Regions from separate parts of the Mus musculus genome. Here regions 2 and 3 are each linked to region 1. Evidence: chromatin contacts called from ENCODE Hi-C or POLR2A ChIA-PET data. All regions are on one chromosome and are shown on one strand. Each heading gives the region's core, a stretch centred on a gene start or an enhancer-like site at or near the end of the contact. The rest is flanking DNA. Distances are from core to core; before and after follow the strand shown.

The links. Hi-C counts contacts between places; a loop is a spot of excess contacts on that map. ChIA-PET counts read pairs that join two places held with the same protein, here RNA polymerase II (POLR2A).
Region 2: POLR2A ChIA-PET joins it to region 1 with 43 read pairs in Patski. The contact joins the enhancer-like site here to the promoter of Bnc2 in region 1. POLR2A ChIA-PET finds 5 or more read pairs at or near these places in 2 of 5 experiments (Patski and embryonic stem cell).
Region 3: a loop to region 1 is called in a map of heart, with 7 times the contacts of the local background. The contact joins the enhancer-like site here to the promoter of Bnc2 in region 1. A Hi-C loop is called at or near these places in 8 of 37 maps with a recorded cell type or tissue (Patski, gastrocnemius, heart and 1 more). POLR2A ChIA-PET finds 5 or more read pairs at or near these places in 2 of 5 experiments (Patski and embryonic stem cell).

What each region holds. Positions count from the first base shown.
Region 1 is chr4:84,673,070-84,677,765 of GRCm38, reverse strand. Bnc2 (basonuclin 2) reads left to right here and starts at 2,363. Exons shown (of 7, transcript NM_001369083.1): 1 at 2,363-2,791. The coding sequence starts at 2,789.
Region 2 is chr4:84,521,143-84,525,838 of GRCm38, reverse strand. All of the region lies in intron 3 of Bnc2 (basonuclin 2), which reads left to right. Among named protein-coding and RNA genes, the nearest start is that of Bnc2, 150 kb to the left of the region's middle. Within about 2 kb of position 2,443, at least 1 of the 3 ENCODE cell types and tissues checked has a DNase peak (open chromatin) inside an H3K27ac peak, as active enhancers do.
Region 3 is chr4:84,541,953-84,546,648 of GRCm38, reverse strand. It overlaps Bnc2 (basonuclin 2), which reads left to right. Exons shown (of 7, transcript NM_001369083.1): 3 at 244-444. Among named protein-coding and RNA genes, the nearest start is that of Bnc2, 130 kb to the left of the region's middle. Within about 2 kb of position 1,313, at least 1 of the 3 ENCODE cell types and tissues checked has a DNase peak (open chromatin) inside an H3K27ac peak, as active enhancers do; it is heart, where a contact is called at or near this core.

The DNA.
Region 1 (4,696 bases), core at 1,114-3,613:
AGATTGAACAGCTGGATGGGGCACTGAGTCAGGTAGCTGCAAAGCATTAGGATATTGCAGGACACAGAGGACCCAAGGCTCTGGCCCTCCTCCTTCCTAATGCTTCAGCCCTCTAACACAGTGCCTGGTGGTGTGGTGACCCCCAACTACAAATTTATTTTTGTTGCTACTTCATACTTGTAATTTTGCTACCATTATGAATTGTAATGTAAATATCTGTGTTTTCTGGTAGTCCATAGGGTTCAAGACCCACAGGTTGAGGACCACTGACCTAAGTAAGATCTTGAGCCAGTTGTCAAAGTCACTGGAGACAAGACTATGGCTTCTGCCAATTCTGCCACCTTCTTAAAGGCTGCTCTTCAGTCCAGCCCAGACTCCATCTTTGTAATGACTGTTTAGAAAGGCAGGGGGACTTCGCTAGATACATCTGACCTCAGGTAGAGTGACTGCATGCTAACATCAAGAACAGTCAGTTCTGGAACCAATCAGAGGAATGTAAATTACAGGTTGCTTGATGTAGAAAAAAAAAGTAGCGTGGCACATGTAGGTGTGCAGCCAGAAACACACTGTGTGGATACAACTGTTTGGCAACTTGCTGGACTGTCACTTAAAAGCAGTTAAGTGTATGAATGGGTTTGTGTGGGTAATGACTCTGAAATTAGCTGCTAGCTTTTCCCAATCTTTTCGTGATGCAGGGAAACACACTGAAACTTGGCTTCTTTCTGGAAGCTGCTTGTGAGGCTCCTAGGACCTCAGAATGAACATTTGGTCACCATTATCTCTCGGGTAATCAGTTGCTACAGAATGACGTCATAGTTCTGCTTAGAGAACAAGAGAATATGCTCCACACCTTAATCAAATCATTTGACGATGAGCCTACTTTGATAACATGCATTTAAACATATTGGATAACGGTTAGATACCTAACCCGTAATTTGTCCCACAGCAACTGTCACTCATTAGAAAATTTAAGAGATAAACATGTGCCTAAAGTCTATAGTGTTTCCTGCATAGAATCGACAGATTCTGAAGTGACTACCAATCTGCTTTGCATGGGCCTAGGAGGAGTCAGGAATTTGAACCCAACTAGTACAAGGAACTGCAGGTGCTGGTGGCCCTAATGTTTAAAAAAAAAAGAAAAAAAAAAAAAGGCTGGATCCACGTGGATAAGCTAACTCACATTCTCAGGCCAGCTGTTGCTACTTGGGATCTAGTCAGCCATGGATCCTGAAAAAAAAATTAAGCTTAACCATTGTGAATATACATTAAACTTATGACGGTGTGTGTATGTGTGTGAGTGTGTCCTAAATTCCAAGTCTACATATTTTCGGAGGAATTTAATTCTGACCTCTGAATGAAATTATGAGGCTTCTCCCTCTGCTTGGGGAAAGAGAGAATGGAAGGAGGGACGAGTTACTCTTTTCAGGAAGAAACAGTAATCAAACCTGTTTTCAGCCAACCAAATCTTCCGCAGGATTCTCTGATTTCTTAGAGCTCAAGAGTGTGCTAGAAACCTGTGCTTTCCTCCCGAGACAGATAAGCAAAAAGTTTGCTCTAGCGATGATAAATCTGCACGAGGCGGAGACGGTTTTGGCACACGGTGTACATTAGAAAGATGAGGATGATTAAGTCTCCCCCCTCCCCCCCGAATCTTGCAGCCCGACTGTGTTTTGCTTCCATTTAAGAAGTGTCCTTCAACCGCTGGCGGCTGCGTGCCGAGCCTGCCGCCGGCAACCCGTGTCTTAAAGCAGGGCAACTCGGGTCGTCTGAGTGTCACCCCACACGTGTGACTGGTGTCCGTCGCGGGCGCCCGCTAGGGTGGCAGTCTCCTTCCTCTCCCCCGCCAGCTGCAGCTCCAGGCCCAGACCTAGAAGGGGAAGGAAGCCCTGGCCGCAAGCCGCCGTCTGGGCCGGCACCAAAGCCGCCGCTCCCAGAAACTTTTCGCCCCTAGCTGTGCGCAACTTTCTGCCCCGGGTCCCCGGGCGCGTCACGGTCCCCGGGCTTCCCCTGCCTTCACTCCGGCGCCGCCCAAGGCAGACCAGAGCCGGGCCGAGCAGACCGAGAGTGGGAGAAGCCCGGAGCGGAGGCGCTGCGCCGCAGTCGGAATAAAGTTCGCGCCCGGTGCTCGGCGGCGGCTCGCAGCCTTCCCTCTCCCCTCCCGGCTCCTCGCATTTTTCCCCCTTGTTGACAGCTGGGCGCTGGCCGCCACCTCCACTTCCACGCCCGCACCCCCCGGGGGGCGCCAAAGTTGTTTTTCCATCCACGGAAGAGGGGGTGTGTGTCTAGCGAGGTGGGGGTGGGGGAGGGCTAGACATCCTCCCCGAAGCCCCTAGAAAAGCTTGAGGACAACAACAAAACAGGCGGCGAACACCCTAGTCCGGACAGTTGCGCCGGGAGCAGAAACTTGTGCCGGCGCGGCCACCGGTCCCCCCCGCGCCGCCGCGCGCACCCCGCCTCGCCAGCAGCCCCCCTCCCGGACAGTCCGTTCCCTTTTTTTCTTTTCTCCCTCTGCCCGGGGAGGAGCGGGACAACTCGGAGCGCCGGCTCGAGGGAGCGAGCGCGACCCTGGGCGCGGGTGTAAATCAGTCACCTGAGCGCCGAGGGGCCGCGGCGAGGGCGCGCGCGGGCGGGTGGGGAGTGGCGCGGGCGGCGAGCGCGGCCCGGAGCGGCCGGGCGGGGGAGGGAGCAGGCCGAGCGGCGAGCTGAGGCGGCCGAGGGGCTGGTCCAGGCGCGGCCGCTAAGAGGAGACCAAGAGGCGGGGGCTGCACTTGACAACCAGCATGCCGAGATGGTAAGAAGTTTCCACCTCCTCTCCGCTTGCGTCTGCACTTGGTAGGGACAGACCCGGGCGGGACGCCCCGGGGCCGCGGCGGGCCGCGTTCTCCTCTAGCGCCGCGGCGTGAGGAGGCGGGCAGCCGGCGGCGCTCCCGAAATCCACCCCCCACTCCCCCAACTTGGCCCCAAGTTCTCGAGGCGGCTGCGGGAGGGCGAGCGGGCGGGCAGGCGGACGGGAGCGAGGGCTCCCCGCGCCTTAGGTGAGCGGCGGCCAGTCGGGGACTCTGGGGACCGGGGAGCCCTCGGGGAGGGCGCGGGACACGGGGACCCGGGATGCACGGGGCTGCCGGGACCCGCGGCAACTTTCCCAACTTGCCGGCCTGTTGAGAGCCCTGAGCGGCGGCTGGGCATGGGTGCCGGGGCGCGGCCCGCGGCCCGCGTGGGGACCGCAGCGATGCCCGCGCGGCTGCGGAGGACGCGGACGCGGCCAGTCAAATCCCGCTAGACAGACACGTGTGTGCTTTCCCGAAGTGCGGTTCTGAAGCAGCCGGCCCACTGCGCTTACACGCCGACTGGACGGTGGGATTTGAGACCTGAAAGGGGGGCAGAATTTAAAAACATATATATATATATACAGTAGTGGTGGAGCTCAGGACAAAACTAGACGGAATCTCCCGTGGGATGAGGCGAAGATTAAAACAAAACAAAACTTGTAAGTGCCAAGTGGTGGTGGAAAAGGGATGGCACAGCGCAGGGGGACTCCAGCCCAGTCCCTGGAAGGGACGGCTTCTCTGCAGCGAGGAAGCAGGCAATTAGTTCACCCAGTGATGAGCCTCACTGTCTGCTTTCGGGAAGTCATTTGTTAGAAATGGGGCTTGACCACTCTTTTTTTCTTGGAGTTCCCTACCACCCAGTGTCGCTGTTGTTAGCCCCACTTGGGGGCTCTGATACAAAGTGGGCCCTATGTACATGGGATGTATAAGAAACGGGGTGATAGCAGGTTGACATTTTTTTTTCCTCTTCCCTTCCCCCTGATGTGACATCTCTTGTTTCAGAGATCAAAGTCACAACTGGAATGTAGGAGATGGTACTGTCAAATGCAGACATACACACATACAAAATGCACCCAGGACTGCGGTTACAGTAATGCTGACAGAAATTAAAGAGGTTTTGAAAGCAGCGTGCGATTTATGATGCTTCCCATTTACCCTAGAGTCAAGCTGTTGTAAAACTGATGTACAAAAGACATCATAAAATAATCCTGTGTATCCAGGATTAAAGTGGCAGAAAGTGGCCTGTTTTATTAATTTTTATGTACTTCGTGAACATTTGTAGTTGTTGGATCCTGTGTTAATGGAGGGATCAAAACAAAGTATGAAATATATCTCCTTAGAGCTGGAGAGTTTCTTGTAACGGCATTTTACAGAACATTATTAAAGCCAGTTGCACGCCTTTTCTTCCCCTGGCTAGTATTACTATTTGTCTACAGATCTATTCCCATATACTAATCACTGAGCGGTGGCTGAGTCCATTTGTCTCCCGCTGTTTTGTATTCTGCCTGTTTAGGTGGTTTCATGCCCAGACACACATGCTTTAGGTGGACTTTATTTCTGACACTAAGTATTTCTGCTCGGAAGTTTTCCTCTAGTACCAATCCTTGTCTAAGTTTGAGAGAACTTCCTTTTACTCTTTGGAATCATGCACACGAGAATCCTTTGTGAGCCCTTAAAGGCTCTGTACTTTATATGATATTTGTAGCCGTTTCCTTTAAACTTGTTCAGTTTTAATGAAGTTCTGAGTTGTAGGTACTCTTTCTGTTCCCAGAGAGCAGTGGATTTAAAATCCAGATTGCTAATTACTTTACCAAAGCATAGGAATATCTTCACCTGAGGGAAGGACTAGCAAACCTGAATCTGAACTT
Region 2 (4,696 bases), core at 1,194-3,693, 150 kb after region 1:
ATGTGAGCAGAAAAGCATGCCTGCTGGGGCTTACACAGACATGGTCTTCTGCAGTTTTAATCTTTAGTAGGCTTCAAATTGATGGCATCATAACTAGAGTTTGAACTTATTAGTAAGTCAAATGCCTTGAAAAAAATCAAGTGTCCTTATTGCTGTATTTTATCGAATCTAAACTGGTAGTTTGACTCAGTGTTTATATTTTGAAGTGGGAATAGTTTATGTTAAGTATAACATTTTTTTCTGTGTTGGATTTTCTTCTTTTCCAATATGATTTTTTAAAAATATTTTTAAAAGAAATTAATGTTGTCCTTCTCTGTGGACTTGGCATGGCATAGTTCCAGCGAAGGGATTAAAATGACTTTTCAAAGCATGATAATGTCTGTGTAAAGGGGGAAAAACTGTCTTTTAACTAGGGCTTATCCTAATTCCAGCTACTAAGGAGACAGAAATGACACTAAAGCAGACTATCTGGCTTTGTCTTCTATGTGCATGCTAAGTTGCTTTGAGATCACCACTTAGTATTTTAGGGTATTCTTTTAAAGGAGTGAGGTGTTCTTCTGTTGTTCCTGCAGAGGGGCATGGCTTCCTTGCAGGGGATGGGCAGTGCCTTCTACAGGGATAATTCAGCTCACCTGCTGCAAGGTGGGGCCAGAACAAGCAGGACTTGCATCCCTTCTGACCTGCTGTGACTACAAGAGAAAGGAGGAAGATGACAAGTTTGAAAGTGAAAATGTTACCCAGGAAAGGAATATTAGTGCTCAAAGTGGGGGGAATTAAAGATAGGAAAAAAATTTGTTCTGAAAGCCCTACCACAGTGATTAAAATGGTGGTAGGGAAAAATGATGTTTTGTATGAACAGAACTATAGCCTCTGGTAACATTGCTGTGATTTATTCTAAACGTCCGTTGACTTTAAGAATTGAGCTGCAAACTGATGCTAGGACAGGTTTAAAGTTTAGGGTTGTGGCACTTGCTTTGGATGTCCCAGACCTCAGCACTGAAGTGAGCGCCTGTGTGCATTTGCACATGCTTAATACGGATTTTATTCTTACTGATTTATGCATTTTTACCATGCTGATGATTGAACTCAGGGCTTTGCCAATGCTGGATGCCTCTGCTGCATCCCCAGCCCAGTGCGTGTGACTTCAACTCCTCATTAGGGGCAGGCGTGTGTTGTCTTGTTCCTTCGCTTGCTTTTTGTTTACATTGCTTGCAAGCATGATCTTCACAAGTAATGAGTCAAGAAGTTCAGATTTAAATCCGGTACAGTTGCTTGCTTCTGTTGTGATAAGGCTTTAGCTATGTGATATGGTTAACTTCGTGTTTTAGAATTCTTCACCTTTGATTTTTTTTTTTCTTCTAAAAATTTTCTTCTAAAATTGTCAGGAGACATCAGAATTATTTCTGTTTTGTATTTTGTAAGTCTAAATTAAATGTCACTTAAATGTGAAAGAACTGGCACCTTCGCTAAGGAGTCCCCAAAGCAAATGGTCATGTCAGTAATCATAACCTAATTATGAATGCAAAGTGAAGTTTGTTTCTTAAAAAAGCACAAAACAGAGGAAAGTAAGCCCCACAGCATCTCACAGCATTATCTAGCCCAGGAGAAAGCCTCCTTCTGCGAAGCCATAGGGTCCTGAATGGTAGCAGTAGTAATAAGAGAGGATGCTGGCATCTGCCCAAGGACTTGTTCAGAGGGATCCACAAATGGCCTGCTCAGTGTGTGGCTGTACAGAAGTTCCAGGGTGACACATGCCTCCCAAGCCAGTCACAATGCAAGAGGTCAGGAGTCATGTTCAAGGGCAGGGTGTTTCTGGATAAGGCTGAGGAAGCAGAGGTGGCCCCTCTGTGCTCAGTGTGTGGGTCTGTGTACTCCTTTCCCGTCAAAGCTGGCCCAGCATGGCCAAAAAGTGGTTCCTTGGCAGGGTTTAATGGCAGGATGATGTAGTCTGTTGTGACTAGTGCATTCCTTTCAGGTTAAACTAGGGAAATGGCATTGTGTTAAAATTCCAAGTCGCATGAATGTTTTATTGCCACAGTGCATTTAGCCCTCCAGGGGAGTGTGTGTGGCAGAGGTGGGGTTGGGGGTGGGGTGACTTGGAGGCGCAGGAACTATCAGAAGGACACTTCCCTTGGAAAATTTTACCCATCAGCATGAAGCTGATTTGCTCTGATGGTCACTTAGAAGGGTTTCACTTTTTTTCTTCAACTGTGGCTGTTTAAAGTCTTGTAGTCCGGACAATTAGCAGCTGAAGAAAATATGACAAGACACACACACAGAGGCCGGCAGATAGAGAGGAGGAATGAGCCAGAAAGGAGCTGAGCTGCCTTGTGTAAACTGCCCAAGCAGGGCTCCCCCTCCCTGGCCGCCATCCCTGTCCCCCTTTCCCCAGGCTGTTTTTGCTGTCTGCCTGAAGGCCAGCGGGACTGCTCTGTTAACCTTGCACCACTGACTGGGAGGCCTCTGCAGCTCATGGTACTGTGTGTTACCATTACCACTCCCCCATTCCTTCTCCCTGGCTCTCCCCCCCTCCCCTTAACTGCTTCTCTATAACAACGGTTTATATTAGTCAGAGGCATACAATTTTGGAATGCAGAAGGTCTGAGTTAAAACAAAACAAATTTAAGTATGTGCTCGCTTGTGTTCTCCCCCCCCCCCCAACACTCCTGCATTTAGAAAGGCTATCCTGAGCCATTCTAATTCAATTCTCTCCAGACTTTTCCATCGTGATTTAAAACCAGGAATTCTGGAATTTGAGCAGTTTAAACAGGGAAGTTATTGAGTATCTGGAAGGAAGAGTGCTATGAAACCTTGCGTGGAGCCTCAGGTTGAGGGTACAGGCCTCAACAATGACCTCTGATTTTGCACACTGTCCCTCCCTTGCCCCTCTCAAGGAGTGTTTCTGCCTCCTTTATTGTTTCAAACATACAGTTGCCTGCCGAGGACTGATAGCTTGTATTTGTGAGCGTTACAAATAACACTCAGGACTCTTTCATGATCCGGTTCATTTGTAAGAGATTAAAATGTGCACTGATGGAACAGTTTCCTCTTGCTCTCTACCTTTGTAAAGCATTTGGGTTTCTCCCTGTGAAGAGGAGAGCTATAGCTTAAGAAAAGTCATAGTTTGAGCTGTAGTTCTGAATTGCCAGTTTCTCTATGTTTCCAAATGTTAAAATACTTCCAGAATATAACGGAAATTTAACATGAATATTGTACAAAAAATGAGGCATGAGTAAGCCAGTGTACCCTATTTATGTAGAATTTTAAGGGCTTGATTTGTACATTTTTATAAAATGATTTTGTCAAAATAGACCTCCAGAGTTTAATCTGATTAGTGGTGTTTGTATGATGGTTTGTTCTTTTTAAACAGATATATTGACATTGTTTATGGGAAGTCTTAAACTAGCAAGCAATCAACTTTACAACAAAATCGAGATTTATATGTGGACTTGATGCTTCACATGTAAGACATATTCATATACTAACCGTCTTCCCTAAGCTCTTGTGGTCCCCACAGAGTTGGCTCCTTTTACTCTGTGGCTGCTCAGGTGATAGTAGAGTTTGGCTGACTCTGGTTTCCAGTCGGGGATTTTAAAATGTAGGGTTTTGCTGGTATTTGTTTTTTTTTCCTTTCTGTTTTATTATTTATTATAACCAGTTTTAAAGTTGTCCCCCCCCCCCACAGGGTGTGAAAATAAAAGTGTCAAATAACCTTTCATGTGCATTTAGTTTATCTGGAAATATAGTTGATAGTTCTAATCATGGAAGCATTTTTTTTTAATTATGAAAAGGATGTTGTAGCTCTGCTCAGTCCTTTCCAATCTGATTTATTAAAAGTTTCCTCTTATTTTCCAAGAAGGAAAGAGTGAAATGACACCAACATTAAATCTCTCTAATAAGAACATTTCAGCCAAGGCAGGATGGTTTTCCCCAAGTCAGATTTCATTAAAAACAAATCAGTGTCTGTCCTTTGAGCGCTTTTTTGTCCCTTTTGCCAGCCATTAGCATATTGGGAGCTTCCTGGGATAACAAACTGGCCCTGAGTGCGGATGCTCCTGCTGTGATGTCATTCAGGAACCTCCCCCGTCACGTGACCTTGGATAAGACCCTTCAGCGCTGACCTTTCTTGCCTAGGATTTTGGACAGTGTCTCATGCTGTTGCCCAGAAGGTCTCTGACTCAAGCTCTTCTGCCTTAGCCTCTTGAGTCCTAGGATGATGCATTCCCAGCACACATTTTTTTTTTTTAAGGAAATAAATGAATTCATTAATTCTTTCAGTCATGTACCCATTCAGTAATTGAGATTGAAACCAGGATCATTTGTTCAGAGAGTCTTGTACTACTGAGCTCATCTTTGATTCTATGATGGAGACAGGATATTAACCTTGAGGAAGGGAAAAGAAGAATACACGCTAGAGGTTGTGGCTTGTTGTAGGGCCTTCATAGTCTGTAGCCCCTTGAGTTGTTCTGTAGCTTTGGTCCCTAGGGAAGCTTGACTGTTTAGAAACAACGGAGTAAAGCTTTAGGAAAGCATTTCTTCCTTCACCTGTAGGAAGGGAGAGAACAGTGTTACCAGGTCCGGGAGGTCCAAAATCATCTCCGTCTTTCTGTGATACCCTCTGTGACAAATTCTATTGCACCTACTTATCCTTGTATCGCCAGTCTTAACCATTTGCTTAAATTTTAAACATTTCCTA
Region 3 (4,696 bases), core at 64-2,563, 130 kb after region 1:
CTCCAGTGCAGCCTGCACACCTGACAGGCAGCTGTTAAACCGAGCAAAGGCAAGCTAGGGGAGTCACAATCTATGCATAAATGATAGGGATATCTGTGCAGAAGGTGCGAAGGAAGCTCTGACCCCCCTCCCCCAGATCTCCCCCTTCCCAAATGAAACGCACAGTTCAGCCAGCTTCTTAACTACAGTATACTCCTGCTACTGGCTGCCAAGAAGCTCAAAAAATCCACCTTCACTTTTCAGTCAGAAGAGGCAGAAGTGGATGTGAGAGAAAGAGACACACAGAGAGACAGAGAGCCAAAGAGGGCAAGAGACTTGACTTTAAGAGACTCCTGTACTGACAACTCCATGCAGTTCGGAACCAGAACAACTGCGGCTGAACCAGGGTTCATGGGGACATGGCAAAACGCTGACACTAACCTCTTATTCAGAATGTCCCAACAGGTAAGTTACTTTCATTTTTTTTTTAAAGAAACCTCGAGTTGTTATGTGCCCTTTTCTTCCTGCTACTTTTCTTTCTAAATGTTTCTGAAATTTAAAAATATATACATTGTCATTTCTGTGCTACTGGATTGTGCAGTGTTACTTCCTGGCTTCCCCAAGGGTCCTTAAGGAAAAGGGGGGAAAGGACATCGAAGTTAGAGAAAGCAAAGGCATTTGCTGCAAAGTTTCACCGTGTGTAGCCTGGGTCCTGCGAAGCCTTAATTTATTTCTTTGTTTCCCGCTAAAAAGAGAAAAAGCCACTACTCAACAAATGTATCTTTCTGAGTATGTGAAAGACTTGGTCAAAGTGTCTGCTGTCTCGAAGTAGGTCTTTGCAAGCGAACAGTCCTAAAGCGCGGGCCCCTCACAGCAGCGGGTCTGACTTCTGGTGTCTGGAGCAGCTGGACTCAGACCTGAGCGAGGCTGTGCAGGCTTCCCTGCCGGCCGGGTCAACCCGGAGGGCGGCAGGCTGCGCTCCCGCTTGCTCTCGGCCTCCGTTCCGGCTCGCGGTGGCTTCACTCTCCCCTTGCTCCCTTGGCCGCGGCGCAGCCCGCTCGGCTCGCCACCCGCCCGCCGCCCGCCGCCCGGCGCGGTGCACTCACACTCGGCGCGGCCCCTGCGTTCTCCCAGAGCCGCTTCTCGCTCAGCCGCCGCCGGCAGCTCGGCTGCTACCCTGCCGGGAGAGCCGCCCGGAGAGCGCCAGGGCAGCGGACGGATAATTAATCACCCGCAGCCGTCCGTACCAAGCGCTCGGTGATTTGCGCCCTGCGCGCCCGGCTCCTCTTGCACAATTGCTGGCTCTCCGGCTCCGCGGGGGAGCGAGGGTAAGAGGAAGCGAAGGGGAAACAACCCAGAAACTTTCCTCTTGGACTGTGCTCAAGTGAGGGAGGGAAGTTCCCTGGTGCCTCCCTCCTAGACACGTCTTGCTTTTCAGAAGCCTACCCCAAACCCATACAAAGCAAGAGTTAGTTTATCATCCATGCAGCACCAAAGTAGTACTGACAAATATACTGGGATGTTAAGTAGATGGCGGTTGTTTAAAGATTGGTCTTGCCCCACTCATTTAAAATAACTGCAACTGCTATTTAATAGATCTCTTTTGTATGTGAGAGTTCTCGGAAATTGAATACTTTGGGGGTAGATTTTTAAATGTTTGGTAATGAAATAAAACAATTTTCAAGGCTGTAAACTGTCACAAGTTTAGAAATAACATTTGCCAGAGAGTGCATAAAGCCCGGCTCTTGTAACATTTAACTGGTAAACAGTTTTATCAACCAGTTTTAGATTGGAGAAATGTATTTGAATAAGGTGTATTTTGACATCCTGTAGAGGGACCCTGATAACTGCTGATCCAGTAAGCTGGGATTTAAATGCAATCAACATAAACCCAGTAAGCAACTCTTTATGTGTAAGCTTTTTTTTTTTTTTTTTTTTTTCCTGAAAAGTTCCTTTCTTGTCTGGCAGAGATGCTCCTTGTGTCTGCACAAGGCTTTGCGAGGTGCTTTTCTGAAGCACTTTTCTGTCTGGGTGGCTCTCTTGTGGTTGTTGGAACAGAGTGTGTTTTCACTAACCTTAGAACCTAATAACGTGTGTCCCACTTTAACATTGGGATCTCACCCACCCGGGTTTCCCTGGAGTTAGTGGCATGTGTATGTACGTGCATGCTTTGAAAGGTTACATTGCTTTAGGTTTTTCCCTCTAGTGAAAAAAGAGTTAATAAAACAGATAGAGATAATGATCAATTGATAAATGGCTATTGAACCACATAGATGGCGTTAGATTGCTGCTTGGGCACTAGCCCATTTCCAAGTAGATTTGCATCTAAGGAGACTTTAAGTGGTGGAAAACATTTAGGATTAAAAGAAATAAAAGCAAATTACACAGAAATAGTTCAGAATTAGGGAAATAATTTAAATTTCTCATAGAGAAACTTGTATGATCAGCCCACCATGGTGTTTTCTGTGTGCTTGTTTGTGGGGGCTACAGAGATGTGTTTTGTATGTACCTGTGTGAATGCATGTGTATGGTGAGCATCAGTGCCTGTGAGGAGAATAAAGGCACAGGCAAGGCATCCATGCTTAGTGGACAGATTATAACACAGAGCACCATGACAAAGGATGAGAATCACAATCTTGGACGAGACCATTTTACTGTTGTTTCTTTATTATTGGTTGTTGCTGTTTTGGTGTTGTTAGTGATGCTCAGCCTCCCATTAACTTTCACAGTTACTAAATATTTACCTTTTGTGCATTTTGGAAGTCGTAAAAGAGGGAGTATGTGTTTACATGTGTGTACGTGCTTTTCTTTCTCTTCCAGGATGCCATTTCAGGTTGTGTAGTCTTAAATTCAAAGTCTGTCTAAATACAGGTCTGTGCTGTGCATGCTTAATGCGGCTTTTTCCTTATGTGTAATGGATCAGCAGCACTAGTTAAGAGTGTGTGAGTGGGAGAGTGTGTGCATGTGTGTGTGTGATAGTTTCTGAAATGCTCTTTTAAAGTCAACAATTTAGAAGAATAATAGTTTCTATACCCACATTAAGCCAGCTTTTGCTAAAGATAAAAAGTTGTTTTCTAATTTAATCAAGTATGCAGAATTCTATATATCTAATTTTTTAATGATAAAAGAGGCTTTTCTGCTTGATTATTTTAATCTCTAAGTAAAAATTTAGCTAATGGAGCAAATGAAATCTATTAAATACAGTTTTTCACCGTTTTCTATAGTAGAATAAAAACTTACATTTCCTTGACTACCTTGTTAAGTGTTAGACAAGACTGATTAATAGAGCTAGTGTATGATGTTTAAAGACTGAGCTGTAGAGAACTCAGCACGTATGGTGTTAGCTACAGAAAACGTATGCTTGGGAATGTCTGATGAACACTGAAGTTTAATAAGCTAGGTCTGTGTCTTCTAAAAGTAAGCTAGGCAGAGGCATGGGACAATCTGTATCTTGCATTTCCTCTGAATGAAGTTAGATATCCTTAACTGCAAATCTTTCCTTTTATCTAACATTAGCAAATGATTTGACTCAGACTCAGTTAAGTCTGTCCCCCTTAAAGCTTTAAATGGGACTTCCTGACTTCATCACCCTACCTTACATTATTTTCTTTAAAATCAAAGTGTGATTTGTTGTTGTTGTTGTTGTTGTTGTTGTTTAGAAACATAACATTTTCTTATAGACAGATACTTGAGAGCCTTGAAAGGTATAGCTGTTGACGTTTGTAACTGAGAGTTCTGGATTCAGTTATGAATTGATAATGTCCAAAACCGTTTTCTCTTTTTCCTTATCTCCAAAGCCTCAAAGGTTATTTTTCTCAGGATAACTCTCATAAGGTATTGTTAAAAAGACAAATGGGGAGGTGGTAGGGAGAAAGGAGCTTGCTTTTTGAAGATATTTTTTTTAATCATATTTTGGAAGCTGATTTTTCTACATATTTTGTACATGTTTGTGTGTTTGAGAAAGTAGCAAATAAAATCTTTACAGCTTCCTTCAAGAGAAGGTATAGTTTGATCTAATGGAAATCTTTTTAAGAAATTACACTGTACAGGTAATGGTGGTAGTACACTTTTCCCGTATTACCAGAGCTGTATACCTTTTATTATTGCCCAGGTATACTTAACCTGTTTCAAATAAAATGCAGATCCCTTAATAAGGTCTCTTTTCAGAGTAGAGTGAAATACTAAGTTAGAATTATAAATGATGCTGTGCATCATTATGGAGTAATTTAGGATTCACCCAATGATGTAACAAAATTAACAACATAATTTCATTGTGAAACTGTGTCTTATTAAAGAACAACTGTCTGACATTCTCTTACAGTTGCTTTATTTAACTTCATGCAAATATTATTAGTAGTGACATTTTTCTATTGTGTATTAGATTCTCTCATTAGCATGATGTGTTAGTTATCACCAGAGAAATCATTTTCTAGATAGGTGAGGGACAAAATCGAGAAGGCTAAAAATGAAATCAGTGATTTACATTAATACCAGACCATCTGCTCACCAGAGATAGGACAGAGTAAACTTTTTGACTAGTATAAAACCTAGCACTTCTCTGAGAAATGATTAAAAGATATATAAGCAATGTATAATAGCGTTTTTGGAATTCATTTGCAAGAGCACTCAATACAATTTTTTCTTCCAGTAGTCTTTTACTGCTTTCAGTTTGTGAGAACAAACCCAGTTCCAGTCATAGGATTTGTAGTTAAAATGG